Linked DNA regions of Homo sapiens: all the other regions are linked to region 4. The links are chromatin loops, found by intact Hi-C in ENCODE. Cell type or tissue: mammary epithelial cell. All regions are shown on one strand.

The links. Hi-C counts contacts between places; a loop is a spot of excess contacts. Peaks named below come from ENCODE experiments on the same cell type or tissue, not always from the same donor. Only the 100,000 strongest peaks of a DNase experiment are listed, where the experiment ranks them.
Region 1: a loop joins it to region 4, with 14 times the contacts of the local background. A loop is called at or near these places in 52 of 110 quality-filtered maps.
Region 2: it touches region 4 in a loop (4-fold over the local background); 25 of 110 quality-filtered maps call a loop at or near these places.
Region 3: a loop joins it to region 4, with 5 times the contacts of the local background. A loop is called at or near these places in 3 of 110 quality-filtered maps.
Region 5: a loop joins it to region 4, with 24 times the contacts of the local background. A loop is called at or near these places in 106 of 110 quality-filtered maps.
Region 6: a loop joins it to region 4, with 11 times the contacts of the local background. A loop is called at or near these places in 21 of 110 quality-filtered maps.

Annotation. Positions count from the first base shown.
Region 1 is chr22:35,621,313-35,626,312 of GRCh38, forward strand. It overlaps a transcript of MB not described here. Among named protein-coding and RNA genes, the nearest start is that of MB, 6.5 kb to the left of the region's middle. RefSeq lists enhancers at 756-1,271, 1,930-2,224. In mammary epithelial cell, a CTCF peak has its summit at 2,161 (motif pointing left); no DNase peak of the experiment used is centred here.
Region 2 is chr22:35,915,694-35,920,693 of GRCh38, forward strand. The region is part of intron 2 of RBFOX2 (RNA binding fox-1 homolog 2); the gene reads right to left. Among named protein-coding and RNA genes, the nearest start is that of RBFOX2, 110 kb to the right of the region's middle. RefSeq lists an enhancer at 684-1,363. In mammary epithelial cell, a CTCF peak has its summit at 2,140; DNase peaks (open chromatin) are centred at 118 and 2,168; H3K4me3 peaks cover 131 bases; H3K27ac peaks cover 2,651 bases.
Region 3 is chr22:35,836,787-35,841,786 of GRCh38, forward strand. All of the region lies in intron 2 of RBFOX2 (RNA binding fox-1 homolog 2), which reads right to left. It also overlaps the pseudogene RPL41P3. Among named protein-coding and RNA genes, the nearest start is that of APOL5, 120 kb to the left of the region's middle. In mammary epithelial cell, a CTCF peak has its summit at 2,225 (motif pointing left); DNase peaks (open chromatin) are centred at 2,245 and 3,775; H3K4me3 peaks cover 3,515 bases; H3K27ac peaks cover 4,130 bases.
Region 4 is chr22:35,428,253-35,433,252 of GRCh38, forward strand. It overlaps a transcript of MCM5 not described here. Among named protein-coding and RNA genes, the nearest start is that of MCM5, 31 kb to the left of the region's middle. In mammary epithelial cell, a CTCF peak has its summit at 2,742 (motif pointing right); a DNase peak (open chromatin) is centred at 2,849; H3K27ac peaks cover 483 bases.
Region 5 is chr22:35,581,223-35,586,222 of GRCh38, forward strand. The region is part of intron 3 of LOC107985590 (a long non-coding RNA gene); the gene reads right to left. Among named protein-coding and RNA genes, the nearest start is that of MB, 34 kb to the right of the region's middle. RefSeq lists an enhancer at 1,788-2,289 and a silencer at 2,029-2,108. In mammary epithelial cell, a CTCF peak has its summit at 2,023 (motif pointing left); no DNase peak of the experiment used is centred here.
Region 6 is chr22:35,348,438-35,353,437 of GRCh38, forward strand. No RefSeq gene overlaps it. Among named protein-coding and RNA genes, the nearest start is that of MIR6069, 14 kb to the left of the region's middle. RefSeq lists enhancers at 880-1,412, 1,413-1,945, 2,536-3,044, 2,611-2,730, 3,862-4,737 and 2 more and a silencer at 2,391-2,510. In mammary epithelial cell, CTCF peaks have their summits at 2,475 (motif pointing right) and 3,898 (motif pointing left); a DNase peak (open chromatin) is centred at 2,534; H3K4me3 peaks cover 749 bases; H3K27ac peaks cover 414 bases.

The sequences.
Region 1 (5,000 bases), 190 kb after region 4:
CATATCACAGGATCCTTTGAATCCAAAACTGAGACTTGTAGAATCATCCTCAAGGCTCCCAATTCTGGAATCTTGAGATCCCAGAATTAAAATTCTAGAGTGTCAAAGTCTTCAACTTTTCAGCACCGGAGAAACTTGGGTTCTAGATTCCAGACTTATAGAGAGCTAGAAGCAGAGAAATCTAGAATTATAGGGCCATAGTATCTTGTGACTAAAAGAGGCCTTCAACGGTATTTTGTCCAATTTCCCACTAAACATAGTTTTCCCTACAGATCATCATCTGGCATCTGCTTGAATACTCCTGGGAGTGGTGAGCTCACTACCTAAAGCTTTAAAAATCCTTTTTTATGTCGAACCAAAAGATGCCTCCATGTCACGTGCACTTCCTTGCGGCAGCTCCGCCTGCTCCTTGGGGATATAGAGGCCCAGCTGAGTCTGCCTCACAAGAGAAGGAGCAGGCTCACCCAAGACTTTTCTTGTCCAGACTGAACATCCCAGGACTTCCACTGAGCACCCTCCCCAGGCAAGGCAAGTCGGGGGCCTCAGTCTGGTGGAGAAAGACGGGCTCTGCCATCTTCGGTCTCCAGCCACTCTCACCTCTGGTCACATGCACACAAAGAGAACGCTATAGCAAAGGGGATTCCAGCACCCACCTGCACAGGTTTGAGCCCCTCAGGCAGCTGTGCACCTGGCCCACAGTTTTTATGGTCAGAAAATCCAATCTAGGTGACCTAGGAATTTGCTAGCCCTTGGACAGCTGACAATTCCCTTTGGTAAATCTGGGCTTAAGACACCACCAAGGGAGATCAAAGATGTGGCAAGAAGGAGAACTCTGGCTCCTCAAAGCCAGGACTCCCCACGATCTTCACTACTCTCTTCCTCCTCCTTCTGGGAACCAGCCTTTGGAGGCCAGTCTGGGCAGTGCCTCCCTCCTGCCAGCAGGCCCTCCCACCCCACCCCCAGCTTAGCTTGTGCCTCCCTGGCAGAGTCTACCCTCCTGGACCAGCGCCAGGCCAGGGCTCAGAGCAGGGCTGAGGCCTGGGAGTTGCAGGACCTGCTCAAGGCCCTTGATGGGGCAGCAGAACCCCCAAGCTTGCTCCAGACTCCCAGGAACCCACCCACCAGGGCTGCTCCTCTCCAGCCCCTCAGCATCCATCATACTGACCACAGCTCCCCTTCTCCCCAGCTGTCCTCGCAGAGCCTCCAGCCAAGCGGCCAGGGCTGGGGGTGGGGAGAGGTGTCTTATAGCAGCCGGGGAGAGGCACAGGGAACTAAAAATACAGTTTACATGGCAAGGCTCCTCCTCTCCCTGCAGGCCCAGAGGGGCTTATTGGAGGAGGGCTGGCAGGGACACAACATCCTAATCCCTTAGTCAACAGGTGTGGCCTGGGACACCGACCTGCCTCCCCCCTCCACCCTCCCCAGCCTTGGAGGCTCCGAGTGGCTCCTCCAGCTCCACCATCCACCTGTCACCTGGACAGAGACCAGCCCCGCCTCCACAGTCACCTAACCCCACATCCACCCATCCTCCCCTTCCTTCAAGGCCCATTGCATAGGAACGGCTCCCCTGCCAGGACTCCTCCCACCCCGCTCTACCCATTCCCAGCAGATGTGCCCTCTTCCCCACTCTGGCTCCAGCATGGGTGCAGCCTTCTCATCTCTCTTGCTTTGGGGTGCACCTGTCTGGACTGGCTTCTCCCCATTTCTACCCTGTGAGTGCCTCAGAGGCAGGAATATAAAAGCCACAAACTCATATTGTACTTAGTGCACACCAGGGACACCCCTCCTCCCAGCAGCCCTTTCTTTTGCAGGAGACACTTTTACAAGCGTCACTTTACACTTGAGAGAACTGAGGCACAGAGAAGTTAAGTAACTTACCCAGAGTCACACAGCGAGGAAATACCAAGCCCAAGATTGGGACCCAGGTAGTCTGGCTTCAGAGTCTCTGCTTCATGGCTAAGAACTGGTCTAATTTGGAGTCCTTCCCCCTCACTCTCTCACCTGCTCTACAGTACCTAGCAAAGGACCAGGCCAACATGCTCTTTGATTGTTTATTTTTGGATTGAGTCTGCCCAGGGTTTTGGCTTGCTGGAGGCAAAGGCAAAGACAGTCGGTGACCTTGCCCCAGGGCTGACAACGGGTGCCCTACTGCCATCTAGTGGCAACAAGGAAAAAAGCCTGCACCTCTGCCCTTCCATCTGGGCTCTCCAGTCCCTCAACCCAGCCAGTGGGGAGGGGTCTTTTTCTGTCTCTATATTCGTTATATTCATGGCGCCTTGCTTAGAAGACCATGGATGGCTTGCCAAATTATTAGAAGATGAATTGTGATCTTTTAATATTGTGATCCAGGAAAAGTGGCATAACTTTCCAAGGGCGCTTTTTTTTAAATCTGTAAAATGGAAATTTTGAAAAGAATAACCTACCTCAAATGTCACTATGAGGACTGAAAAAGGGAGCACTGGCCAGGCGCAGTGGCTCACGCCTGTAATCCCAGCACTTTGGGAGGCTGAGGAGGGAGGATCACTTGAGGTCAGGAGTTCAAGGCCAGCCTGGCCAACATGGTGAAACCCTGTCTCTACTAAAAATACAAAAATTAGCCAGGCATGGTGGTGCACTCCTGTAGTCTCAGCTACTCAGGAGGCTGAGGCTGGAGAATCGCTTGAACCCAGAAGGCAGAAGTTGCAGCGAGCCGAGATCACACCACTGCACTCCAGCTTGGGTGACAGAGTGAGACCCTGTCTCTAAAAATAAATTAAATAAATAAATAAATAAATAAATAAATAAATAAATAAATAAAATTAAGAAAAAGGGAGCACTGAATGTGGTGGATACATAGTGATAAAAGAAAAACTTCAGCCAAATTAAATGTAAAGGAGTTTAACAGAGCAGTGAATGATTTGCGAGCAGGGCAGCCTCCCGAGCCAGAGTAGGTCTGGAGACTCCACAGCTAAATAGTGGAAGATTTATGGACAGAAAAAGGAAAGTGACATACAGAAAACAGAAATGAGGTACAGAAACAGCTGGATTGGTTACAGGTTGGCATCTGGTTTATCTGAACATGGTTCGAACAGTTGGCTGCATTTGATTGGCCAAAATGCGGTGATTGGCACAGTGTAGGCTATAGTCTGTCTATACCTCCACTTGTTATAGTTCATGATGTACAGAAAAACTTTTAGGCCCAACTTAAAATATGTAAGGAGGCGGCTAGAGGTTAAACTTTTTTAACAACAGTAAGTGCTCAATAGTTGCTCACGGTGATATAAGGTATCCATGGTCCTTGCTCTCAAGGGACTCAAAGTCCAGTGGAGGAGATACCTCAGTGGGATCTGGAACGCAGCAGACATTTCAGCAAAGGCTTTGGAAGGGTGAGAAGGCAGTGCCTAGGCCTGGGAGGTGAAGGCCTTTGAGGGATCAATAGGAGTTTGTTCAGAGGTGATGGCTGGCCTGGATGTGAACGTATGAGGGAGCGTTCTGCAGAGTGTTCTAAGCAGAGGTACCAAACAGTGCTGCAAAAGCCTGCCAGAGACGTGTGGGGCAAGTGGGGCTGTGGGAGGTGACACCTACTGGGAAGAACTTTATGTGCCAGGCTCAGGTGATGCCTGAGCAGCGTTTTGAAGGATCAATAGGAGCTTGTTAGGAGCAAAGTGAGGAAGGGATATTCCAAGCACAAGGACCAAGACAAGGACTTGGGGGCTCAGAACGGATAGTCACGTTCCACAGCACTCATGCTCACCTGGTGTGTGCCAGGCTCCGTGCTGGGCTCTGGGGGGACTAAGGTGACACCGGCTGGCCTCCGAGCATTGAGAGGTGGTAGGAGGGAGGGATGTGTGACCTAATGTTGTCAGTACTTTCTGATAAGGGCAATAATCGAGGTCATTCAGCATAGGGCTAAAGGCTTTGGAATGAGACTCCTGGACTCGGCCCTACCATGCACTACTTTTGTGATCCATGAAAAGTATCATAACTTTCCAAGGTCTATGCTTTTGTTATCTATAAAGTGGAGATTTTGAAAAGAATAACCTATCTTAAATATCATTGTAAGGATTAAAAGAGGGAGCACCCAGCATGGTGCCTGATACATAGTAAGTGCTCAATAATTGCACACTGTGATATAAGGTAGAGAGAAATCATGGAGTAGGGAAACATTAATTCCACCAAGGAATTAACATGTAACTGAGAAGGTGATGTCCGAGCAAGGTTTTGAAGGATCAATGGGAGTTTGTTAGGAGCAAAGTGAGGAAAAGACATTCCAAGTACAAGGATCAAAACATTCAAGGACATAGAAGTTGGTGTGTTAGGACTAGGTTTGGTTGTTGGTAACAGAAAACTCAAAATAACATGGCTTCAGCAAGAGAGTATTAATTTCTCTTTCATATAGAAGTCTAGAGGCAGGGGATTCAGAGCTGACATGGCACACCACAGTCTCGGGGACCCAGCTTCAATCTACCTTAGTGCTCTGTCATGTTACACATATGGCCTTCACCTCCTCATCCAAGATGGCTGCTTGAGCTCCAGCCATCGTGCCCTCATTCCAACCAGCAGGAAGGAGAAAGGGGTGAAGAAGGTTGTGCCCCTATCTTAAAGAACACTTTCCAGAAGTTGTAATTAATACTTTATCTTGCTGCGCATCCAATGGCCGTACCTCACTGCAGAGGAGGCTGGGATATGTAGTCTTTATTTCTACATGGCCACATCACCAGATAAAAATTGGAGTTTCTACTACTTAGAAAGAAGTGGGGAAGGTATATTAGATGAAAATGAGCGATTTCTATCATAGGAGACATAAAATAGCATGCTATGCAGGACGCATAAATATTTTGGTGTTTCCGTGGTGGAAAAAGTGAAGGGGAGAGTGATGATTACAGAAATAAACAGAGGCCAGGCATGGACAGCCTTGGGAGCCACAGACGTGGGGGCGTGTCCCCAGGGAGAGCCACAGAAGGGTTTCCGAGCAAGGGAGAGCCATGGTCTGATTTGCTGTCCTAGAAACATCACACTAA
Region 2 (5,000 bases), 490 kb after region 4:
AAGTCCTTTTACAGTCTCAACCAGTACATGAATCAGCTCTAGTTCACCTTAATACGGCACCAGAAACGAGGAGTAAGCCATACCCTCTCCCAGGCCCACCCTAAACAATCTGGAATTGCTGGACAGATCATCTCTCAGAAACTGTGTAGACTACAAATGACCCAAAACCACTCTACACTCACTCAAAGAGGAAAGATTCCTCAATACTGAGCACAAGCAAATCAGCTCCAGGAAGTTAAGTGGCAGAGGCTCCGTATGCCTCCTCTTTGTCTCTATTCTTTAATCCCAAAGCCAGATTTAATCTAAATCATGTTACTAATGCCCTGTGCTAACACAGATGTCTCATTTATAAATCCTAGGGAACATAAGTGACTTAGCTCTCTTTCACAGTAATGCTCAGCAAATTAACTACTCAAGGAGGTTCAGTATGGTTACTAAAAACATAGGCTTCGGTATCAAGCTAACCTAGATTTAAATGCCTGTTCTACCACTTTCCAGCTCTGTGACTTGCTCTTCTCTAAAGCCCAGTTTCTTCATTGGTAAAATATGGCTTCTACTGTCCACCTTATAGAGAGAATGGGTGTTTGCATGTTTGTTTGTTTGTTTGTGACAGGGTCTCACTCTGTTGCTCAGGCTGGAGTGTAGTGGCATGATCTTGGCTCACTACAACCTCTGCCTCCCGGATTCAAGCAATCCTCGTGCCTCAGCCTCCCAAGTAGTTGGGATTGCAGGCATGGGCCACCAAACCCGGCTAATATTTGTATTTTTAGTAGAGACAGGGTTTCGCCATGTTGTCCATGCTGGTCTTGAACGCCTAGCCTCATGTGATCTGCCTGCCTCGGCCTCCCAAAGGGCTGGGGTTACAGGCACAAGTCACCGTGCCCAGCCAGGAGAGTGGTTGTTAATAGTAATGAGGAGTGGGCCGGCCGTGGTAGCTCATGCCTGTAATCCCAACACTTTAAGAGGCTGACGCGGGCGGGTCACCTGAGATCAGAAGCTCGAGACCAGCCTGGCCATCATGATGAAACCGTCTCTACTAAAAATACAAAAATTAGCTGGGAATGGTGGCTCATGCCTGTAATCCCAGCTACTGGGGAAGCTGAGGCAGGAGGTTTTGCAGCAAGCCGAGATCACGCCACTGCACTCCAGCCTGGGAGACACAGAGAGACTCTATCTGAAAAATTTAAAAAAAAAAAAAAAGAGTAATGAAAAGTGGATGGTATGTGCATATGTGCATTAGCACAATACCTGATGCATAGCAAGCATTCAGTAAATAGTACCTGGTACTATAAATTATTATTAAGGACCATAAAACAACTTCTATAAAGGAATAACACGGCCATCTGACAACCTTATTAGCATTCCTGCATCTTACCCATCCCATCATGAATGGTAAACAGCATGAGAATGCCAAAATTTATTTAATGACTATATTGAGCAACTCCTAGGTGATGGGGGAAAAGAGTGAAGGATACAACTTCTCCCTAAAAAGGAGCTCATGTTGGTAGGGGAAGACACAACAAAAAAGAAGGGGAGGAAGAGAAAGTACTGAAAGGGGTCTCAGTATGGAACTACTACCCAGCTTAAGTGTTCCACTGTGAAGGGGCTGGGTTTAGATCTATCTCAGCCGTCAGGGTCATGTTGAATAGATCTGTTAGGGTCATGGGGCAGGAAAATGTCAGAAAGCAAGGCCCATTCTGGAATTCTATACACTAAGAATGAGGGGAGGGGACAGTGAAAATGCACAGTGAGAGAAGGATTTTTATCTTTTCTCTTCACATTATGCTAGGCAAAAATTATAGCAGGCATAGAGTTGACAACCATGATCAAACATTTTCAGGCAGGAACTACAAGATGACTGCTTGTTAGGTTAGTGTAGCAGCACATATTTATTTTTTAGCAAATAGACATGGGGCTCTCAAGGAATTATAATCACGTAGTCATGAAGATACTCACTGGACACAGTGCACTGCACGGGAGGCTGGGAGAAGGGGAGGCCAGAAGGGGCTGGGTTCTGTAAGTCAGTGGCGTGCAAACTCACAAACCAGTGCTCTTGCTCTTTCCTATAAATTTTCATCATCACAATCGCAATCTGTCAAACTCTCAAATACACCTTAAAGCCTGCACTGCTGATGGAGTACAGCAGGGCTTGGCCACTCCTTGGTCATGACAGTACATGTTCTTCAGGAAACAGCTCTGCACTGGGAAAAAAGCACTCCACTGAGAATGAAGGCTCAATATCACAGACTCAGCTTTGCCACTAGCAAGAGCTATAAGAAAATAAGACTATGGATTTGGTAAGTCATCTAACTTCTCTGGAACTCAGTTTCCCCAAATGTAAAACGGGGGTGATATGATTAAATGTAGCGCTGACATTCAATGGCTCAGGAACTGAGGGCCAAGCTGATGTCCTCTACCCAGAGTTCTTGTTTCAGTGTTAGGGCTGACATGCCAAAGGGCCAGGGTATCAAGACAAATGATTACAATTCACTCTCTAAACTAAACTGAAAGTTCTGGCAAAGTAGAAAGCCATCCACAACATTTCTGGTGTACAAATTAAAAAGACTTACATCCTGAGCCATACCACTCATTTTATGAAGGTATCTCTATTCCTTGGAGATTAAATCAAGAAAGTAATTAACAGGAATCAACAGAACAACAGTAAAGTCACCTGGCACCCAGAAGGGCACATTGTTTGCTTGCTAAAGGAGCCCTCCAAACTCTACAGCTGAGAAAGCATACAGGGGCCCTAGAGTCAGCATTCATTCCAAAAACACAGGAATGATGGTTGCTATTTCTGCTTAATAGATCAGGACCTCATAAATGGGTGTCATCTTCACTGGACGAATCATATAGTAAGAAATAATCTTACAAATGCCAGCACTCAACAAACTGGCAGCTCTTTAGAGAGGACTCTCTGGGGACCCAGAGCTGCAGTAACTGAGGGAAATGTATCCAGATTAGATCAGCAAAGGCCTCTCCAGTTCCCCATGAGGTATTGTAGGGGGCAATGGTGCTGGCCAACACACAAGATTTACACAATGAGCTCCCTGAATACTGCACGTGTTCGGGTCAAAAGAGCTGCCACTCTGCTACAAACAATTCATGAAGCAGCAGATGCCAACTGTCCTGTCACCTAGGCCTTTAGCTGCAATTCCTCAAGAAAGCCTGATAGCCTTGGTTTTCATAGTAGTCACCTATTCCTCCCATTTTAAATTAAGGAAAATAATCCTATTTATTGTCTCAGTCTCTTCACCTTTCTTTTCCCAACATAAAAACATGTTTTCCCACCATAAAAAAAAAATATTAAATAAGATGTGGTATATCCACATAATGAAGTATTATTTAGCAATTAAAAAATGAAGTACTGCTATAACATGGATTGTGCTAAGTGAAAACATTATGCTAAGTGAAAGAAGCCAGACACAAGGGACCACATATTCTATTGAGTCTATTTATATAAACTGTATACAGAATAGGCAAAATCTGTAGAAAAGTGGAGACCACTTGTTGCATAGGGCTGGGGAAGTAGTGGGCATAGAGGAATTAAGAAGTGATGATTGGCCAGGAGCAGTGGCTCACGCCTGTAATTCCAGCAGATTCAGAGGCTGAGGCGCGTGGATCACTTGAGGTCAGGAGTTCAAGGCCAGCCTGGCCAACATGGCGAAATGCCACCTCAACTAAAAATACGAAAATTAGGCAGGTGGCATGCGCCTGTAGTCCTAGCTACTTAGGTGGCTGAGGCAGGGGGATAGCTTGAACCTGGGAGGCGGAGGTTGCAGTGAGCCGAGATCATGCTACTGCACTCCAGCCTGGGCAACAGAGTGAGACTGTCTCAAAAAAAAAAAAAAGAAAAAGAAGTGATAACTACGGGGAATGGAGTTTCTTGTGGAATACTAAAAATGTCCTAAAACTGACTGTGGTGATGGTGATGGCTGAATGATTGTAAACATGCTAAAAGCCACACACTTTAAATGGGTGAACTGTACAGTATGTGAATTATATCTCAATAAAGCTGTTTTAAAGTGCCCTTGGAGAGTATATCACCTCCTTTGGGAAGGAAATTTTAATGAGGGAACTTTGATTCTTCTAGCCATCCCTTGTTTCCAAATGCCTGCCTGCTCCTTCCTATCAATGATTCACTTTGCTATTCCCATCCTCTGCTCACTGCACTATCTAGCTCAGGTTTACACCTTTCCTACGAAAACGACTGGGCTATTAGTTTTGTTTTGTTCTTCAAGTCCACCTCCACTCTAGTGGACTTTAGTGTCCTTTCTTACACACCTAGTCTCCTTCTGTCCCAGCTCACATAGTAAAACAATACATATACACAGAATAGTGGCTAAACACCTGCCACACCATGAAAAAAAGAATGAGGATAAACGACAGCATAAAAGCACAGGTTTGGGAGTTTTAACTAATTTGGTTCCAATCAAAGCATTTGGCCAAGTTACTTTAAATGTCACTGTCAGTTTCCACTGCTGTAAAATGGGGAAAACTAATGTATCTAATTGCATGTGGTTATTATAAAAATTAAATGATTAATATGATGCCTGGTCATGAAGGTCCTCAATAAATAATAACTGCTATTTATGGAAGTCTTATGCCCAGTTTTTCTCATGCTGTCATTCGGCAGCTCAGCCTCTATGTCAAAAAGCCAACAATAAAAGCAGGCTGTTGGTGCCATCAAATTGTTCACCATCAGTATTCCTATTTGTTCTAACCCATCTAACTCACAGATCCCAGTCTATTCCTGATACTTTGGCTTTTTTACTTCAATTTGTTTTCTTATTTCTGGGCTCACTTTAACCTCAAACATGTTTAGTATTGCCTTTCCAGTTCCATGTCCCCTTCTCAACCAAAATCTGCTTACTGCCTTAATTTTATACTTTAAGCCACTCTGGACAAATTGTTTACCCATAGTACCAAAGCACTCAGTATCCTATTCTTCCTAAAAGCATATCATGAAATCAAAACAAGACGGACTTTAGCAAGAATTA
Region 3 (5,000 bases), 410 kb after region 4:
TATAACTGAATTTGAGTTTGGCTAAACATTTATTTTTTACTAATTAGTGTTGAAGTCATTTGCAATTTTGTTTTTCGAATTTTACACATAGTACAAGAATGATTTATCTTTCCTTCATATTCCATATTGCTATTTTCATAAATATGAGATGCAATAATCTGGTCTATATGCCCAAAAAATAAGAGATCTCAGTGAAATACTCCTACAACATACACATGAACAGCCGATAAAATTAACGTTTTAAGTATCACATAAGCATGTCTATCGGCTATATTAGAATTTTGTGATTAAATTGCCATTTGCTTTTTAGCAGAGCACTGATTACTTACTATAAATGACAGAGTAGTTTGATAATTAAAACAAAAACAGGCCCTATAAAAGTAGAGCATATGTAATAATAAAGCGCATACACTGTGCAAATACTGACAAGGATCTAATATGGTATGATGAAAAAGTCATTCACTGAAAGCCCTTTTCCAACAGCTGAGCAATGGAAACTGGGGACTACAGAGATGGTATCATCTGAAGATGCAAAGAACCTAAGTAGCAAAACAGTGAAAACACATCCATACATCGCTCTTACATTGTAATAAACCGTTTAACTTTGAAAACCCAGGCCTAACCACCAGTATAGACATTCTATATTGAGAAAGCTTATGTGACAGGTCATTATCAAATGTTGGGATTGGATGTCTGGCTCAAACACACACACACACACATGTGCACACACACACACACACGCAGGCACAACACAACACAACCACAGGACAAATGAAAGACTTGGCCCAGCTGGTTATTTCCTTTGATTGTTTTCCCCCTAGATTACTAACAACTATGTACATTACATTAACACAGAAAGTATATACAACAAAACAAATACGCTGGAATACTGAAAATTCACAAATTTGATATTCTATCCTTGCCAGTTGTATAATTTCAGGATGGGCAAAAACTCATAACTTTTCTTCAATATTTAGCACATCCTGATAAAACAGGTGATTTTATTATTAGAATTATTAAGCACCCCAGAATCTCTCTTTCCAGTTTCCATTTATTTCTTCTACTTCATTCCTAAACTTATGGCTTCTTTAAATACTAATTATTACGACCACAATATTAAGTGTGCATAAGCATGTGCACTCTAACTTAATGGTCACACACACTACACTTACCAGCTCCTCTAGAAACTAAGGGGAAATGTTCCAAGAGGCAATAGAAAACTCATCATAAAAATTTCCATTTTAGATCATTCTTTCACTAGTTTAAAAAATAAATAATGAAAAGTCAAGTCATTGAAAAGCCTTCAGTAATTGCTAAGCAAGAAGAGAGCTGTTACCCTCTAATATTGCCAGTTAATAAAAATTGAATGAGGGCTCTAAGGTTAAGCAAGTATCATCTCCCAAGCAAAAAGAGAATCCAGAAACAGGATTTATCTTTTATGTAAATTTTTTTTAAAAAATAAAGCAGTATTTCTTTTCTTTTTTTTTTTTTAATTCTTCAGCTAAAACAGCGGAAGAGGTGATTTATTATATGGTTGTTACACTCGGCCACAAATAAACACAGAAATAGTCCAGAATGTCACAGGTCCAGGGCAGAGGACCAACATGGGCATTTTGTTTATGAGCAAGGTGGGTCTCAGAGGTGATCGGCGATCAGAGGGCGATGAAGTTCTAGATCCATTGAGACAAGTTCTAGACAGTAGCATGCAGTCCCACAACTTGTACCAGCATCCCCAGCGTCTGGCATTCCATGTTTCTGCTCCTGTGGCCTCCACGGTGCAACAAGCTAGCGGTTTACTTGGACCTCTGCCTCATCTTTCTTCTTTTGCGCTTCAGCCTGCGCATTCGCTTCTTCCTCCACTTGGCTCTCATGGCACAGAGGTTTCCAAAAAAATGGCGCTAAGGCCGAGAGCATAAAGCAGTATTTCAAAAGAGGTAATTAGACTGATGATGAGGGGATAACACATGGAAGAGAAACATTTCAAAAGCTTCTCCGCTTTTCCAAAAGAGGAAGGAGTTTGTTGAAATTTTCTAAACTCAGATTTGGTGAAAAATTACTTTGAAAAGATATATTTGAAACTTCTTTCCTCTGGGTCCCAATGGGAAAATATCCCTACAGGTTTCCCTCCTTCCAAACAGCACTGCAGGGCATTATATAACTAAACAGGATTCCAGCTCCTAAAATGATGCCTCCATCCTGATAACTAGCTGGCTCTCTCGCCCTCCGGTGGTTACTGGGAGAGGAAGAGAAGAGAGAACACAAAAAAAGGGCAACCTCCTTAAAAGGAAAGCACTGTCCAGTGATGAAATTTCCACAGAGCATAGAAACCTGGAGTGAAACTGATCTTAAGTCTGAGACTAAAGGATTTGAATGTCCTACAGTGTAAATGATTTCTCATTGATAAATCAGAGCCTCATCATTTCCTCTTAACCTATACATAAAGGAAAAAGGGTAATGGAGCGTACAGAAGGATGCTAACAAGAAAAATTGCCTTGCCAGGGAGAACTGTGGAAGAGCATTCACCTTTCCATTTGTCAGGAATGACTTGCTAAAATGCAGATTAGATATTGCCTGGCATAACCAAAAAGAGGCAGGGAGAAAGAGGGGAAAAGGATGAGGAGAGAAAGGGGGATTGAGGGGGTTGGGGGAGAGAGTGAGTGGGAGTGGGAGAGAGAGAAGAGAAGAGAGAAAAACGAGAGGGGAGACAGAGGGAGGAGAGGTATCTTCCATTTCCTACTCTCTCTCCTTCAAATGTATTTTAAAGCCTGTGTGATTGTGATTTATACATTCAGATTCGTTCTCCTGTCAAGGAGGGCTCTACCTGCCTCTGTCACACCTGAATGCTCCTACTGAAAATTTTCTTTGCCAGTAACAAAGGCATGAAAATGAAACATTCTTTTCTAACCTTCATTTTTAATAAGCAGTTTAGAGTAACAGCAAAACTACAATTCCATAGCCAATCCTGAGAAACCAAAGTGAACAAGGAATCAGATTTCCCTATAACACAAATTCTTCTGAAATTCTTAAAAGGAATCCTGCTCCCCTCTTTTTGGCAGTCTACAAGAATCTCTTCCTACCTCTGCAGTCTTTCTCTCCCTCCCTCTTCTCAGAACCAAGACAAAGAGGTAGACAAATCCCCACAGGGTCTTTCCTGAGCTACAGCTGCACAGTACAGGAAACAGGAATCTGCTATGGAGTTGAGGGAGGGGGAAGAAAGGATACGGATACATAACACACACATAAACGGACTCAACAGACACAGACTTTTCAGCTGATAACAATAAATCTGGTCTGTTCTAAGAAGACAATAATGATTAAAACTCTTCTTACTATACTCCACCCTCAAACCTTTATTTAGATCCCAGAGAGGAGAAAAGAAACATGCCGAGGAAGCACAAATCTTACCTGAGTTACCATTTTCTTTTTCTCCATAAACCAAACGGATAGATGATAAACCTTTCAAAGCAGCCGTGCTGGGGCACACCTCCACAGCTTTCTTTTCCACCCCCCTCCCCCCCCAATCTAGCTATTTAAGGGTGGGTAATTGATCTCTCTTTATACCGTTTTCCTTCCTTTTTCTTTCTAATGTTTCTTCCTTTCTTTTCTCTTCCTCTCTGGCAGTCTCTCCCCCTCCTTCTTTCTCCAGCTCCCTCCCATATCTCAGGCAGATGGCTGAAGGAAGCCCCACCCCTGAATGCCTAAGGTAATTAATCAGAGTAGAGCCCCACCTCTTCCTCCTCCCCCCACCCCCTCCCAGCAGGCTGACATCTCCCAACTCCAGAAGCAGGCCTGCTGGAGAATGGCAGTTTGGTGTACGCTGTGCGCACGCGTGTGTGCGTGTGTGCGTGTGTGTGTGTGTGTGTGTGTGTGTAGGGGGGAGGAGGTAGGGAGGGGCAAGCGCCATGTGCTGGCATATTTTAAGGATGCGATGATGGAATTAATTATATAGCACTGGAAGCATTCATAGCAGCTTACTATAGTTCATACAGATTTAAGAGATTCCAGCCATGAATGTCAAATAAGAAATGAAACAAAATTATTTTTAATATTAATAAAACATTTTTACTGATGTACAGTTTATAGATGCAGTGGATTTAACAAGAAAGATGTGAAGAAGTGAAAAGCTATTACATGACCACTAACTGGAAGGTTTTTCAAGGAACAGGAATATGCAAGAACTTGCTTGTCCTGGAAGACCAAACCAGCCTAGTGAGAGCAAAGGACTAAAAGAGAGGACACAGGTAATGAGAGGTAATTTAAATGATTTTTTTCCTACTATAAAAAATACCTGGAGACTCTGAAAAAGGTGTCTACAAATATGACTGCTTAAGAAACTTAAGAGATACACAAAGGTGCATGCAAATTTGCTTAAGGCTTCCAGCTTCAATAAAATTTTGGTTAACTGAAAATTCACCTTTTGTTTTCTCCAGCCTTCTATGTTTCAGCCTTTATTGAAAAAGGTAAATCCTTTCTTATATATACCCTAGAAATTTGTGTCATTATTGTAAATAGTAATTGTTATAGAATGCTGTAGCTACAGGTTTAGGAGAATACTGACAATAAGAGTTTCTTTAAAGTTCTCTTATTAAAATAATATAATTAAAAAATGCATCAAAGATGTGGTTCAGTCCAGAAGTTGGTCTAATTCTGCCCTTTACTAGTGATCTTGGAAAAATCTTTAACCTCTGAATATAAACTTCATAATTTCCCTATTTTATATTATCACACATTCAAATAAAACAATTTATAAAATGATGAGTTTATCAGTTGTCTCATAAAATTAAGATTTTCTAATTTTTTACAGCATTCTAATAAATAGCTCATTCTGAAGGATTTATGAGATATTTTAGTTATGCTATGTATTTTTAGGATATACTTTCTAAAAGACTACCCAAAGGTTAAAAAGATTAATTCCAAAATTAAGCTTCCCATTTTTAATTTTTATCTATTTTTATTTTTTACAAGCCCACGGCTAACAACACGAGCTCTCCATTTAAAAA
Region 4 (5,000 bases):
CTCAAGTGATCTGCCCACCTTGGCCTCCCAAAGTGGTGGGATTACAGGTGTGAGCCACTGCACCTGGCCTATTTTATTATTTTTTTAGAGATGGGGGTGGTTCTCACTGTGTTGCCCATGCTGGTCTGGAACTCCTGGGCTCAATCGATCCTCCTGCCTCGGCCTCCCAAAGTTCTTAGATTACAGGTGTGAGCCACTGCACCAGCCAGGATTAAAGGAGTTAACAGCCCCAAAGCACTCAGAACACCACCAGGCCCAGGGTAAAGGCTTTTTCAGTGTTCCATATGTAAACTATCTACATATGTAGATAGTTTTTTACATACGTAAAAAACCTACTATTGACGTATGTAAACCTACACACATTGGCTTGCTCTAACAGAAGGGCTGTGTTGTAAGGTAGTAAGCTCCCTGTTTCTGCACGTGGTCAGGTAGAGGCAACCCAGCATCTGTTGGCGGGCTTGGTCTTCCAGGTCAGGGAGACTTCTCCCCGGCTCCTACTCAGGGCTCACCACCACCTATTTCATACTTACTAGTTGTTTTAGAGACAGGGTTTCTCTGTATTGTCTGGTCTGGAATCCTCCAGCTCTGGTTATTCACAGGCATAGTCACAGTGCACTACAGCCTTGAACTCCTGACCTCAAGCGATCCTACTGCCTCGACCTCCCAAGTAGCTGGGACTACAGGCGCATGCCAGTATTCCCAGTTCTTTTCTTTGACCTTTTTTTTTTTTTTTTTTTTTTTTTTTCTTTTTTGAGGCGGAATTTTGCTCTGTTCCCAGGCTGGAGTGTAGTATCATGATCTCAGCTCCCTGCAACCTCCGCCTCCCAGGTTCAAGCAATTCTCCTGCCTCAGCCTCCCAAGTAGCTGGGATTACAGGTGCCTGCCACCATGCTTGGCTAATTTTTGTATTTTTAGTAGAGACAAGATTTCACCATGTTGGCCAGGCTGGTCTTGATCTCCTGACCTCAGGTGATCCACCTGCCTCGGCCTCCCAAAGTTCTGGGATTATAGGCATGAGCCACCGTGCCCGGCCAAATCTTTTTGAAATGCTAGGTCCTAAGGTTATTATCTCCAAATTACAGATGAGAAATTGAGGCTACAAGACTTTGAGGAAATGACTCAATGTCTCAGAGGCAGAAGTGAAGGATCTGGGTGAGCCACCAAGGGTCGTCTTCTTAGGAGATATTATTGCCTTCAAGATTTCAAGATTGATTGTTCCGGGCTCTGAGATTCTAGAATTCTCTCCTGCCATTCCTCCTCACCCCTCCTGCCCTTGTTTTTTGTTCTTCCTTTTTTTTTTAAGATGGAGTCTTGCTCTGTCACCCAGGCTGGAGTGCAGTGGCTTGCTCTCTTGGCTCACTGCAACCTCCACCTCCTGGTTCAAGCAATTCTCCTGCCCCAGGCTCCCGAGTAGCTGGGACTACAGGCGCGCGCCACTGTAGCTGGCTAATTTTTGTATTTTTAGTAGAGATGGGGTTTCACCATGTTGGCTAGGCTGGTGTCAAACTCCTGGCCTCAGGTGATCCGCCCACCTCAGCCTCAAAAAGTGCAGGCCTGTGCCACCGTGCCCAGCCATTTTTTGTTCTTCCTTAGAGAACCAGCTCAGCCTAGTGCTTCTCAGCCAGTAGGCCTCATTCTAGAGCAAGACTTCTGGGCTCCATGCTCAATAGCTGTGGAATATATTACCCTCTCCAAATCTCAGTTTCCGTGTCTGTAAAATGGGTCGGGCTTTTCTGGTGTTAACACCGAAAGTCTTGCATCCCAGGAGCCCCTTCAGCCCTAGGCACACCCGTTGGTCACCCTAAAAATGGGGGGAATAAAAGCCCATCTGGAAGAGTTGTGGTCAGGTTGGGCTGAACAGCGTTCACTGGTATTGAGCATGGTACCTTTCAGGGGCCTGCAGAGAATGGGAGAGAAAATTACTGCTCCTTACACAGGGTGACGGAGTCCATGGCCTGAGTGTGACACCTAATGCCACCACTTCCAGCTGTGTGCCCTGAGTTCAGTTTATCTTCCTGGGTCTCTGTTCCCCCAGATGTTAAGAGGATTGATAATAGTGTGGGCTGAGTATAGTGAGAGTATAGGAAGATACAGTGAAATAACAAGAGCTTTGCCAGGAAGTGGGCACCTGGTGCCCGCTGGGCAGGAGTGCCTGTAGTTAATCATTATGTGTCTCAAAAGGTGTCAAAAGCTTCTGAACACTTAATGCTGTGTTTTGGGCCTGGAGCCCCAAAACCAGCCAGTGGGGACTTTTTTTTTTTTTTTTGAGATGGAGTCTCGCTCTGTCGCCCAGGCTAGAGTGTGCAGTGGTGCGACCTCAGCTCACTGCAACCTCCGCCTGCCAGTTTCAAGCAATTCTTCTGCCTCAGCCTCCCGAGTAGCTGGGACTACAGGCGCGTGCCACCATGCCTGGCTAATTTTGTTTTGTTTTGTATTTTTAGTAGAGATGGGGTTTCACCATGCTAGCCAGTCTGGTCTGGAACTCCTGACCTCCTGATCCACCTGCCTCGGCCTCCCAAAGTCCTGGGATTACAGGCGTGAGCCACTGTACCCAGCCTTTTTTTTTTTTTTCAGTCGTATTTCCATGCAGGACACAGAAGGACCAGTGGGGACTCTTACCTTGTCTCTAGCTTTGGTCTTTTTAAAAAAAATAACCCTGAATAATCAGGAGAATTTTTTTGATGAATGAGGGCACTCCTCTCCAGCTGTCCCAGGGGTGCGAGGAGAACAGTGTCCATGAGGGGGCGCCAGAGCACCAGGCCCGGGGCTGCAGCCTCCCGCACCCACCCGGCCTGGCCTGCAGGGCCAGCTCTCCAGGCGCTCCCAGGGACTTCCCGGCCTCCTACCCTGGGAATCTGGAAACTCCCTGGCTCAGACTCAGCAGCCCAGACGCTGCCTGGAGGATCCTCTGGTTCTGGGCATTCACCACTGGCTTTGTTTGGACAAAGGCTCTGCTGCGTGACAGATCCTGGGGGATGCCTGAGTTATCGTTATCATGCTCCAGCGGAAGTGGGTATCCTCGTCCTGGGTTACACACCAGGAAACTGAGGCACAGAAATGCACGGAGCCGGGGTCCAAACCCACGGATGCCCAACCCCCGAATCTTTGCCAGCAGTCTCTGAGAATCAGTCTGGATCTCAGAATGATTGTAATAATCTTGGAGGCTTAGAAGGCTAGACTCTTAGAAATATTCAGTTCAAATATACACGTGTATTATTTTTTGTATGGGTAGCGCATGGGTGAAAAGACAAAAGTAAAACCAGTCCCCCTTCTCTCTGACCGTCCCCAGCCACCCTGGAGGTGACCACAGTGATAGTTTCTCGGGTCTTGTCTCCTCCTGATATAGGACTCATCAAATCTTAGAATTAGATGGGATTTCTGGGTGACTCGGTCTCTGGAACCCATCAGCTTCTAGCACGCAGCCCTAAGGTTCCCACTGCCATCCCTGTCAAACTCAAACTCATGGGTGAGTTTGAGGATCTTGGCTCCTGGAACCCCCCAGCTTCAGGCCCAGCTACTCCTTTAGAGTTGAAGGGGCTGTTTTCTCCAGCGACCCAGACTTCAGTTCCCTCTGTGCCTCTCCTCCTCCAGGGGGCCCTCCTTCCAGAAACACCCTGCCTGCTTCTGGTGGTATAATAGAGGACACTCAGCATGGCACCCTCTCACTTTATGCCTGGTGATGGGCCTGATCTGTCGGGTCAGTGCCTTTCCCCAGAAGGAACGTGGTGGCATTTGTTGATTCATCCGTTTGTGTCATGGAGATAATGACCGTACCTACAATAAAGGGCGAGGTGAGCATTAAATGCATGAATGTATGCAGAGCTCTTAGACTAGTGCCTGTTACATTCTCTATGGGTTTCTATTATTATTGATACTTTTAGTTCATTCAGCTAAATTTACCAAGCATTCACAGGTTTCCGGGACACTGGGAATACAGAGAACAAAGCATGTTTCTTCCTGCTTGGGGGAGAAAGATCCAGAAAGAACGTCAGCGCCAGCATGAAGAGCCTTGTGAGAAAGAACAAGTGCTCTGTGATATTTCAAGAGATGGGACCCCATGGAGGCCTGGTGTGTGGGTACCGGGGTGGCCTTGTGCTTTGAGATGAAGCCAGGGGGTCTAGCGGGGAGTACAGGTGGCAGGCAGGCATCAGTTACATAAGCGCCTCACCCTGGGAGCTCAAGTACTGTGTGACGGTTCTGTTCACGGCCCCCACACAGAACGTGCTCCTTGTCAGTAGAGCAGAGCAGGGAGGAGAAGCACCAGAGAGCTGCTGCGTGGAGTCTGGAAGTATCTCCTCCAACTTCCTTGGGGAGGAAAGCAAGGGCCCAGACTCTTAACACCAGCCCATGTAGTCAGGTGAATAATTCCCAGTCACTATCTAGTCCCTGGCCCTGGCCATCTGCTCAGCCCCTTCGGCAACTCCAGCCTGGTCCAGCCTCATCTGGCTCTGTGTGTGTGTGTGCGGGGGGGTGGTGGGTGAGAGGCTGGAGGAGAGTGGAGGGGGTTGGGGATTGGGGCCAGGCAGCGCTGTGTGAGGCTAGAGATGGGAGGTCCTAGAGGGAGACCAGGAAATCAGGCACTCAGGAGAGCTGGGAGGGTAAAAGTTGCTGGGGGCAGGTGTCTCGGGGGCAGATGGTGGAGCCCAGGTGAACCCCCTAGGTTGTCTCTGTCCCATCATCCTTGATCCTCTTTGTTTTTTGAGACAGGGTCTCACAATGTTGCTCAGGCTGGAGTGCAGTAGTGCAGTCATGGCCCATTGCACCCTCAACCTTGTGGGCTCAAGGGATCCTCTCACCTCAGCTCCTGGAGTAGCTGGGACTACAGGCATGCACCACCATGTCTGGCTTATTTCTTAATTTTCTTGTAGAGACAGGGTCTTGCTATATTGCCCAGGCTAGCCTCAAGCTTGAGGGCTCAAAGTGATCTTCCTGCCTCCACCTCCTAAGTGTTGAGACTATAGGTATGAGCCACTGGGCCTGGCCCCTTGATTCCCTTTGCA
Region 5 (5,000 bases), 150 kb after region 4:
TTTTCCTTGTCTTTCAAGATAGAATCAATGCTCTCTTCATTCCCACATCACATGGTCTTTTCTCCCGTTTCCTCAGTCTCATCTCTTTCTCTCTCTTTTTTTTTTTTTTTTTTTGAGATGGAGTTTTGCTCTTGTTGCCCAGGCTGGAGTACAGTGGTGCTATCTCGGCTCACTGCAACCTCCCCTTCCTGGGTTCAAGTGATTCTCCTGCTGAAGCCTCCCAAGTAGTTGGGATTACAGGTGCATGCCACCACACCCAGCTAATTTTTGTATTTTTAGTAGAGACAGAGTTTCACCATGTTGGTCAGGCTGGTCTCGAACTCCTGACCTCAGGTGATCTCTCTGCCTTGGCTTCCCAAACTGTTGGGATTATAGGCATGAGCCACCATGCCTGGTCATCTCATCTCTTTCTTCCTACTGCCACATGCCTGCCTCCCTCATAGAAGGATCCTTGTGGGGACATTAGGCTCACCTGACCAATCCAGGATAATGTCCCTATCTCCAGATCCTTAACTTAATTACATCTGCAGAATTCCCTTTGCTGGATAAGGTACGATTCACAGGTATTTGGGGGATTAGGACGTGGGTATCTTTGGAGGACTCTCACTCAGCTTGCCACATCCGTTCACACAAGGCTGTCATGGAGCTCAGCTTCCAACCCCAGTGCCTGTGACTTTGTAGCTGTGTGGCCTTGGGCAATGACCTAACTTCCTTGGCTCTCAGTCTCCTCATCCATAAAACAGAGGTAATGATGAGGATTATTAAGACAGTGCAGGGGCCAAGCACAGTGGCTCACACCTGTAATCCCAGAACTTTGGGAGGCCGAGGCGGGTGGATCACCTAAGATCAGGAGTTGGAGACCAGCCTGACCAACATGGAGAAACCCCGTCTCTACTAAAAAAACAAAAATTAGCCAGGTATGGTGGCAGGTGCCTGTAATCCCAGCTACTTGGGAGGCTGAGGCAGGAGAATCATTTGAACCTGCGAGTTGGAGGTTGTGGTGAGCCGAGATGTACCATTGCACTCCAGCCTGGGCAACAAGAGCGAAACTCCATCTCAAAAAAAAAAAGAGTGCAGAGGACTCTCTGAACACGGGGTCTGCTGCTGCTGCTGAGTGAATGTATACAGTGATAGTAACGCTGATAATGAATCACCCTTGTTTATTGCAGCTACTCGTACCAGACACTGAGCTGAGTGTTGAGTTTATGTAGGTGAGCCACGTTGACATGAGCCTGGCCCTCGTGGAACGTACTAGAGAACCAGGAAGACAGACTTAGAATAAATAGTCACACAAATCATTAGGGAATTATCAGAGCAGCCCAAAGCCACACAGCTGGGAAGAGGAGAAGTGGGTGGGATTCACACCCAAGTCTGTCTGATTCCCAAGCCCTTATTTTTCCATGATACTCCCAGCCTCTTGAGGCTGGTGGAGGCCAAGCCGAGGACCAGAGATGGGAAATGACTTGCCAAAGGTCACACAGTGAGAGAACAGTCCATTGCAGACCCAGATCTCTGGGCATCCTGCCTAAGGCTCCTCCCAGAGGAGATTCTGAGACGTAATACTAAATTACAAAGTAACACTAATAACTAGTGTGGCAGCTAATGCTGTGGAAGCTTGCTCTGTGCCCGGAGGCAGAATGGACATTTTACGTGCCCAGTATCATTCAGTTTCCACGATGCACAGGAGAAGAGACTTGGTACCCTATTTCACAGAGAAAGAACCTGAAGTCTCAAAGGGGTGCTATGAAATGCCTAGGGTCACCAGCGAACTAACTGCTAAGCAGAGAGCCAGGATGTTCTCTAAGAGCAGGGCCTGGCTCAGAACTCCCCAGTTCAAATTTGTCTGACCCCCACCCCTGTCCCTAACTCCTGCACATCCTGCCTGCGCCCACTGGCAGATCTTCAGGGGCTCCTGCCAGTGGGAGGAGGGAGGTGGCTGTGGTCCTTAGGGTGTAATCCCACAGGTGGAATTCCTCCTGAGGTCAGCCTGCAGGGAGACGGGTGACACGCTGGTGCCATCTAGTGGCCTTAAAGAGACATGCTGCTTCCCCCGGGAGCCGCAAGGTACCCCACAGAGATGCAGGGAGATAGTAATACATAAGGTCCTCATCCTCCACCCAGCTGGACCCCGGTAGCAAACTGACAAAGCTGAGCTAAAAGTGTTCGAAATGATCCTCCTCATTTTGCAGCTGAGGAAACAGAGGTTCAGAGAGGAGACCGACACACCCCAGCCCAGTCAGGGGCAGACGCAGGTGGCTGGAGGGACTGGCAGGGAGGTGGGGCTTGCCCTGAGCCTTAGCAGGGAGTCTGTCCAGCCACTGGGAGGCCAGGACAAGACAAGTGAGCTCTTCGTGGAGACTCCAGTTTTGGTCTGGGGATGGGTAGGGGGCACTGGCCTGGGACAAGGAGGAGGGTATGGCTAGTAGGAGCTGGATTATGGGCCAGTGCCTGAGGAAGGGAGGAAGAAGGCTGGTAAGAGACAGAGTGTCCTGGATGATCACCAAGGCTCCTCCGTAGAGAAATCCCATGATCTAAGGCCAAACATGGCTGGAGAAACCCCAGGATTCTTAGAAACAAACATGGCTAATGAAATTCCATCATTCTAAGGGACAAACATGGCTGGAGAAATCCCAAGATTCTAAGAGGCATAGGAACTTGATACATTGTTCATTCCATCAACAAACCATCACTGACCATGCACTCTGGGCCTTCCCCATAAGGGACGCTCAAGACCCACAGACCAACCAGATCTGGTCCCTGCTCTGCCGGATTCCACAGCCCAGTGGGGCAAATAAACAGATGACAGACTCTCAGAACCGGACAAGATAAATTCAAGTGGCCCCCCAGAGGGCCATAGGCTCTGCAGCCAGACAGATCTAGCTGATGATGTTAGCAAAAATAGCGGAAGGGCCGAGCGTGGTAGTGCACATCTGTAGTCCCAGCTACTCCGCAGGAGGATTACCTGAGCCCAAGAGTCAGAGGCTGTAGTGTGCCATGATCACACAGGTGAATAGCCACTGCACTCCAGCCTGGGCAACATAGCAAGATCCTATCTCTCTTTTGTTTTGTTTTGTTTTTGAGACGGAGTCTTGCTCTGTCGCCCAGGCTGGAGTGCAGTGGCGTGACCTTGGCTCACTGCAAGCTCCGCCTCCCGGGTTCACGCCATTCTCCTGCCTCAGCCTCCCAAGTAGCTGGGACTACAGGCACCCGCCACCACGCCTGGCTAATTTTTTGTATTTTTAGTAGAGACGGGGTTTCACCGTGTTGCCCAGGCTGGTCTCGAACTCCTGACCTCAGGTGATCCGCCCACCTCAGTCTCCCAAAGTGCTGGGATTACAGGCGTGAGCCACCGTGCCCGGCCCAATCCTATCTCTGCAAAAAAATTGTGGAGTGGCTAACATTTATTGAGTGCCTACTATATGCCAGGCACTAGTATAAGCACTTTTGATTAGCTAATTTAGTGAAACCCAGACTTTCTCTGACTAGCCATGTGACTTTTGGTAAATTACTTAGCCTCTCCAACCCTCCAGATTCTCGTCTGTAAAACAGGAGCCACGTGCCTACCTTGCTAGGCTATTGTGAGGTTAAAACGAAGTTTTGTGTGTGGGTGTGTGTGTGTATTTGTGTGTTACCTGGAATATAGTAAGTGCTCTATAGATGGTAGCCACCATTGAAATAGTAAGTGCTGTAATGCAGGAATGCCGAAGAGTTCCCACGATCTCATGCCTATCTGGAATTATCCTTTCTTTTTCTTTTCTTTTTTTTTTTTTTTGAGACGGAGTCTTGCTCTGTTGACCAGGCTAGAGTGCAATGGTGTGATCTCGGCTCACTACAACCTCCACCTCCCAGGTTCAAATGATTCTCCTGCCTCAACCTCCTGAGTAGCTGGGATTATAGGCATCTGCCACCACGCCCTGCTAATTTTTTATATTTTTTAGTAGAGATGGGGTTTCGCCATGTTTGGCCAGGCTGGTCTTGAACTTTTGACCTCAGGTGATCCACCCACCTCAGCCTCCCAAAGTGCTGGGATTACAGGCCTAAGCCATTGCGCCCGGCCCTTTTGGTGTTATCTTAGGGATGGGGGTAGTTGCATCTGAGGTCAGGGAGAGGAGGGAAGGGGAAAGCTCCCTGGAAAGGAGTGGAGACTTGGCCAGGACCTGGAAAGGGCAGGAGCCACCGCCCTCTTCCCCTCCTCTGCCCCTCCCCACCTTCTGCTCAGCTCCCCCTTCCCCTCTGGGGCACACCTCATCCCCTCCATTCGTATACCTGTTGCCCTGGGCCTGACCTCACCATCCCTTGCTTGGCCTTGTGTTTCCACTGGCCTCCCTGCCTCCACTCCTTCCTCCCTGTACCCAGAGGAAACTCCTACCACCAAATCTGTCCGTCCCTGCCTCCTCCGGCCCTCCTGCTCATTGATCCCACCCCACAGGAAAGCCCACTCAACTGTGACGGGCAAGGCCCACCCCATTCATTACATGAGTCTGTTTCCCCATCTCCTTCCTTGCGTCCACAGAGACCAGAGTTCCAGCCACCTGGAACTACATGGAGCTACCTGCTGTCCCCTGCAGACCCTGTGCTCCCTCCAGCCCCTATTGGCCGCCTAGAAGTTTCTCTGCCCACTCATCTCTCCAGATGGCTGTGCCACTCCCGGGGAAGCCTTCCCAGGCACCCCTCCCCTGCGGGGTCAGGAAGATCACCCTCCTCCCCCTTTCTCTCCCCCCCGCTGTGTTCCCAGACCCTGTCCAGGGTGTTCCAATGCTTGTCTTATGTGCCCATCTCCCATACTAGATCATTGCCTTCCATTAGGTGACACCACTGCTAGGAAATGCTTCAGATAGTGCCTCCCTCCATGTTAGGCCTCACAGTTATAACTCGGGCCAGGTCTTTGTCATCTTTGCGTGCCACTGTTGAATCGTGATGATGACACTCACATTTCTGAGCACTTGGTGCACCAGGCACTGCACTATGGACTTCACTCAAAGTATCTCCCTTAATCCCTC
Region 6 (5,000 bases), 80 kb before region 4:
GTCCTCGATGTATAGATGCGGAGACTAGGACTCCATGAGCCGCCCAGCTCAGAGGAGGAAGCTCATGCAGTTGTCATGTGCCAGCATTTCCTCATGCAGAAGCGCATCCTCCCCATTTTCCAGGCACCAAAGCTAAGTTGGGAAGACATGGCACACAGTTCCAGACGCTGGGCCCCAGGTCAGGTGCAGGGGGTCAGCTCTTCCCTCCATGGCAGCTCAAGAGCCCCAGGTCTTAGGGTGCCACCTTTTCAGGTGTGGGATCTCTAGGCCAGACTCCCTGGGAGTCACTGCTGAGGCATGTTGGAGCCTCCTGGCCCAGGACACGGTCGGGGAACGGTGTGAGGCCAAAGCAATTGGGTCCACAGGGTCCTGGGCTCCTGGGAGAGGGCCGAGGTCTGTGTGAGCAGCCACTGATTCCCATGGGCAGTGGGCAGGCAGCACCTGCCATCTGAGGTATGGTCTGGAGCTGGGCATACAGGAGACCAGGCCCAGCCCAGCCCTCAAGATGGAGTTGGGGCAAGGAAAGCAGCTGGGGGCAGGCACACTGGTGCCAGGCAGGGGAGGGGGAGGCCCTGCCGCCATCAGGATGCTCATGGTCCAGGCCAAGCTCCCTCTGCCACATCCAGGGCATCTGTGAGCTCCTGCCAGGTGCCCTACCCTGGCCCAGCCCTTTCAGTACCTCACAACAGCCCCAGGGGGTCAATGGTGTTGGCCACCAGTTACAAATGGGGAAACTGAGGCTGAGGGAGGAAGGGACTTGCCTGGTCATACACTAAGTAATGGAAGACTGGGACCCCCAACCTTCCTCACTGCTGCCTCACCTGCCTGCCCCACCCACACCCCACTGCCTGCTTCCCTCATTCTCTCCCTACTTAACTGGGGACCTCTTAGAGGGGAGTTGTGATTTTACAAGGATCAAAGCCAAGGCCTCCTCTCCCCTGTGTTAGCTGGGAAACCCAAGGAAACTTCCACAGAAGGCCCCCAGGGCTGGGAGGGCCTCAGGTGCTAAGGGTGAAAACTGCCAGGTTGTTCATTCCTCCCTGTGGGTGCATCCCCTGGGAGCCAGCTGCACACAGCATAGCGCTAGGTGCCCGCCAGACAGAAGTGAAGCGGCCAGGTGCCAGCCCTGTGGGGTCACGTGGGAGGGAAAGGGACGAGAAAGACAGACATAAACTCAATCATTGTTTCACGCTGTGAAAAGAAGAAGATGGGACGGGACGCCCAGGGCCAGGAGGCTCTCTGTGAGGACGGCCTAAGGCTGCTGAGGTAAGATGGGGTGGGCTGGGCCATGAAGGGCCTTGAATGCCAGGCAGGAGGTGGCCCCTGCAGAGGTCTCGGCTTGGCTGGCTGGAACAGTTCCAGGCTGCCTGAAGGCCTCCTTCAGAGAGAAGGCTGCTGGGGCTGCATGGGGGCTGGGGGGGGGGGCGCTGGCGGGAATTCATCAGTGCAGTCAGGCTGGGTTCCCTGGCAGCAGGCTCTGTCTGAGGCTGCAGGCCTGGGCGGGATCACTTTACAGCTGCAGGAAGTCTTGGCCCCAAGAAAATGAGGGCCAGCTGTCTGGTGGGAGCCTTGGGTAGGAGCAGGGCCTCCACCTGGCACCACAGGGCAGGATTAACGAGGTGCCGCCGCTCCCGCTGGGCCCAGCTACATCGGAAGGCGCTGGGCCGGGGGCATGGAGGGGAGGGGTTGAGTGGAGCTGGGAGGGGCTGGTGGGCAGGGGAAAGGGCGCCTGGGGGGCAGCCCCAGGCCTGCCTTTGAGGAAGCCTTTTGCAGAGCCTCCACCAAGCCCTCTCCCTCCTGGCTCCCCTGGGCCACCACGATCCCACCCTGGGCCTGGACACCGACCCCTCCACCTCCTGCCCTAGTGTCAGTACCCACCTCCCAGACCGGCCACTTCTGGGCTGTGTGACCTTAGGCAAATTACTTAACCTTTCTGTGCTTCTGTTTTCTCACTGGTAAAATGGGCAGATAACACTCGTTGCCTCATAGGGTTGTTAGGGTTGACTGAGCCAACAAGTAACTCAGCACCTGCCATGTAGACAATGCTCTGTACATGTTGTTATTGTCACGGATGGTTCCCTGCTCCCTTCCAGAATGGCCTCTGCTCCAGACACCTGGCTCAGAGCCCTGCCCCTCAGACTCCTCAGTAATTCTAGGGACCCCTGCTCTGCCTCTGGTATTGCCTTCCCAGCTCCAGAATAACGTCTGTCCCTACTCCCCACTGGGAGAGAACCAAAGGACTGTGTCTGTCTTTCCTCCTGGTCTGGGCTGCTAACCCTAAGAGGGTCAGGGCTGTCTTGATCCTGGCAACACGGCAGGGTCCCCCTGGCGTTCCTGGATTGGGCTCTGCGGGCTCTCGGTAGGCGCTTTAGGAAGCCTTTGCCCGCTCCAAGGTGGCTGGAGGTAGGCCCAGTTCTGAGTCCTGAGCACGGTCTACGGCCCCTGCTCAGGGTCAGTGTTTCAAGGCGACCACGAGATGGCAGTAGCACTGCATGTACAGGGCTTGCCGGGGCACTAGGGTGGAGTCCACCGCGGCCAAATCAGCCCCTCCCGGGTACAGACACCGGGAGAAAGGGGCGGGTGCTGCCGGCTCCTGCCCGCTCCTGCCCCGCGCGAGCTCACAGGCGCGCGCGTGCACACACACACGCGCACACGCCCTCTGACTGGTGGGGCTGAGTAACAATGGTGATGGGGCTGGGAGCTGGAGTCCGAGGGTCTGGCTTCACCGCCGGGCTCTGCTGTGGGACTACACAAGGGATTTCATCTCTGGAAGCCTCAGATCTTCTTAAACGTCCCGATTCACAGGGTTGTGGGGAGGATTTGGTGAGACAAGCTGGGAGCTCAGCTACGGGAGCTTTGGGTGGGCAAAAGTGAGCCCGGTCCCCTCCCTCTCTTTACAGAGCCCCGGTGTGCCGTTGCTGGGGCCCCCTGCTCCCGCGCCTTCTCAGCCGACACGCTCAGATCCGTGTGCATTGCCGTTTCTGTCTCCACGTGTAGACAAATCATGAGCTCGCCCAGTAACTCCAGCTCTACCACAGATTCCTTCTCTTTTCCGCCCTTCCCCTATGTCTAATTCCCTTCTCCAGCAGTGAGAAACCTGCTTCCCGCCGTCCTTCATTCCTTCTCTCCCCCCATCCCCGCAGAAACCAATCTCTGTTGCCACCACTGCCCCGTCCTGCCAGTGCCTCCCACCCTCTCCGCGTGGACCGCCACCACCCTGCCCCACAGACAGGCCCCTAGACACAGAAATCTTCTTTCTCACAGTTCTAGAGGCTGAAGTTCAACATCAAGGACGTGGACTCCATCTGTTCAGTTGGTTCCTTCCGGCCCCTCCGTGGCTGTATATGGTCATCTTCTCCCTGGGGCCTCACATCATATCCCCTCTGCATCTCTCTATGTTCAAAAGTCCCATTTTTATAAGGACAGCATTCATCAAGGATTAGAGTCCACCTAATGATCTATTGTACCTATTGTACCTTAATCACTTTTTTTTTTTTTTTTTTTGAGACAGAGTTTCACTCTTGTTGCCCAGGCTGGAGTGCAATGGCGCGATCTCGGCTTACTGCAACCTCCGCCTCCCAGTTCAAGCAATTATCCTGCCTCAGCCTCCTGAGTAGCTGAGATTACAGGCATGCGCCATCACACCTGGCTAATTTTGTATTTTTAGTAGAGACGGGTTTTCTCCATGTTGGCCAGGCTGGTCTCGAACTCCCAACCTCGTGTGATTCACCCGCCTCGGCCTCCCAAAGTGCTGGGATTACAGGTGTGAGCCACAGTGCCTGGCACTTCTTTAAAGGTCCTACCTCCAAATACAATCGCATTCTGATATACTAGGGATTAGAGATTCAACGTATGAATTCAAAGGGACGAAGCAGCCCTGTATTGCCCTCTGCTGCCCTCTAGGCCCTGGGTCCATTCTCCCAGACACACTGCTCTTTCGCAGGTGGCCACAGTGTCTTCAGAGGGGCTGCCACATGAAACACCCGCCTCCACTCCCTGCCCCCTGCCCCCTGCCCTAGTGGGAGTTTGAGGGTGGCTAGATTCATCCTAGGGCAGCCTAGCCTTAGATCCAAGGATTAGCCATGGGACCAGGAGCGAGCAGGGGTGCCGGCAGAGTGGAGGGAGATACAGGTGCTGGGAGCTGGGCTGGGGCTGCTCTCCTGGTCCCCATGTCCGCTTGTTTTTTCAGAGCAGACCCAAGCGGGTAAGCTGGCAGGTTTCACTTCCACCCACCCTGGTACAGGGCGAGACTGGAGGAAGCAGCTTCGCCGGGCCGAATCCTCACCCCTTGCCTCTGACTCAGGACTCCCGTGACGTCTTCCTGCCCCTGCTGCAGGCTGGCCCTGCACCCTCTGTGCACCGTGGACCAGGCTGGCCAGCAGAGGGAAGGAACCCAAGCTGACCAGGGCCCCAAATCCCCAGTGGGTCAGAGTCAGGTTGGCAGGGCACTTGGACCTCTTGAGGCGGGTGAGAAATGTGCAGACAGGGAAGTGGAGGCCCAGGGAGGGGAGGGGCCTGCCCTGACCAGTGTACTGCCTCCCTACCTGGTGCAGGGGCCCAGGAGGCTCTGTGTGCCAGCCCAGCCTGCCCGGGGAGGAAGCAGCCCCCACCCACGCACAAGCACAGGGAAGTCAGTGCAGGGTGGAGGGTGGGGACTCCTGGGGCCCCCTGTGTCAGGTCCAAGCACGGCCCAGGAGTCAGCCAACCGAGCTTCCAGCGGTGCACAGACACTGACTTCCTGTTTGATTTGGAGCAAGCCTTCTCCTCTCTCTGGGCCTCAGTTTCCCCATCTGTTAATCGGCTTGATTTAAGAGAGCGTAAGGCCCCTTTGCACTCTGCTTTTCTGCCCTATCAACCCCCAAATTCCATAATCCTCCTTCCAAAAAGGAAAGAAATACGAGGAAAGAAACTCAAATATCTACAAGAGAGGGAAGCAGGACCCCGGGTTTATCTCCCCTCCAGGACCAGCGGCGATAGGGAAACAACTGCCCAAGCTTCAG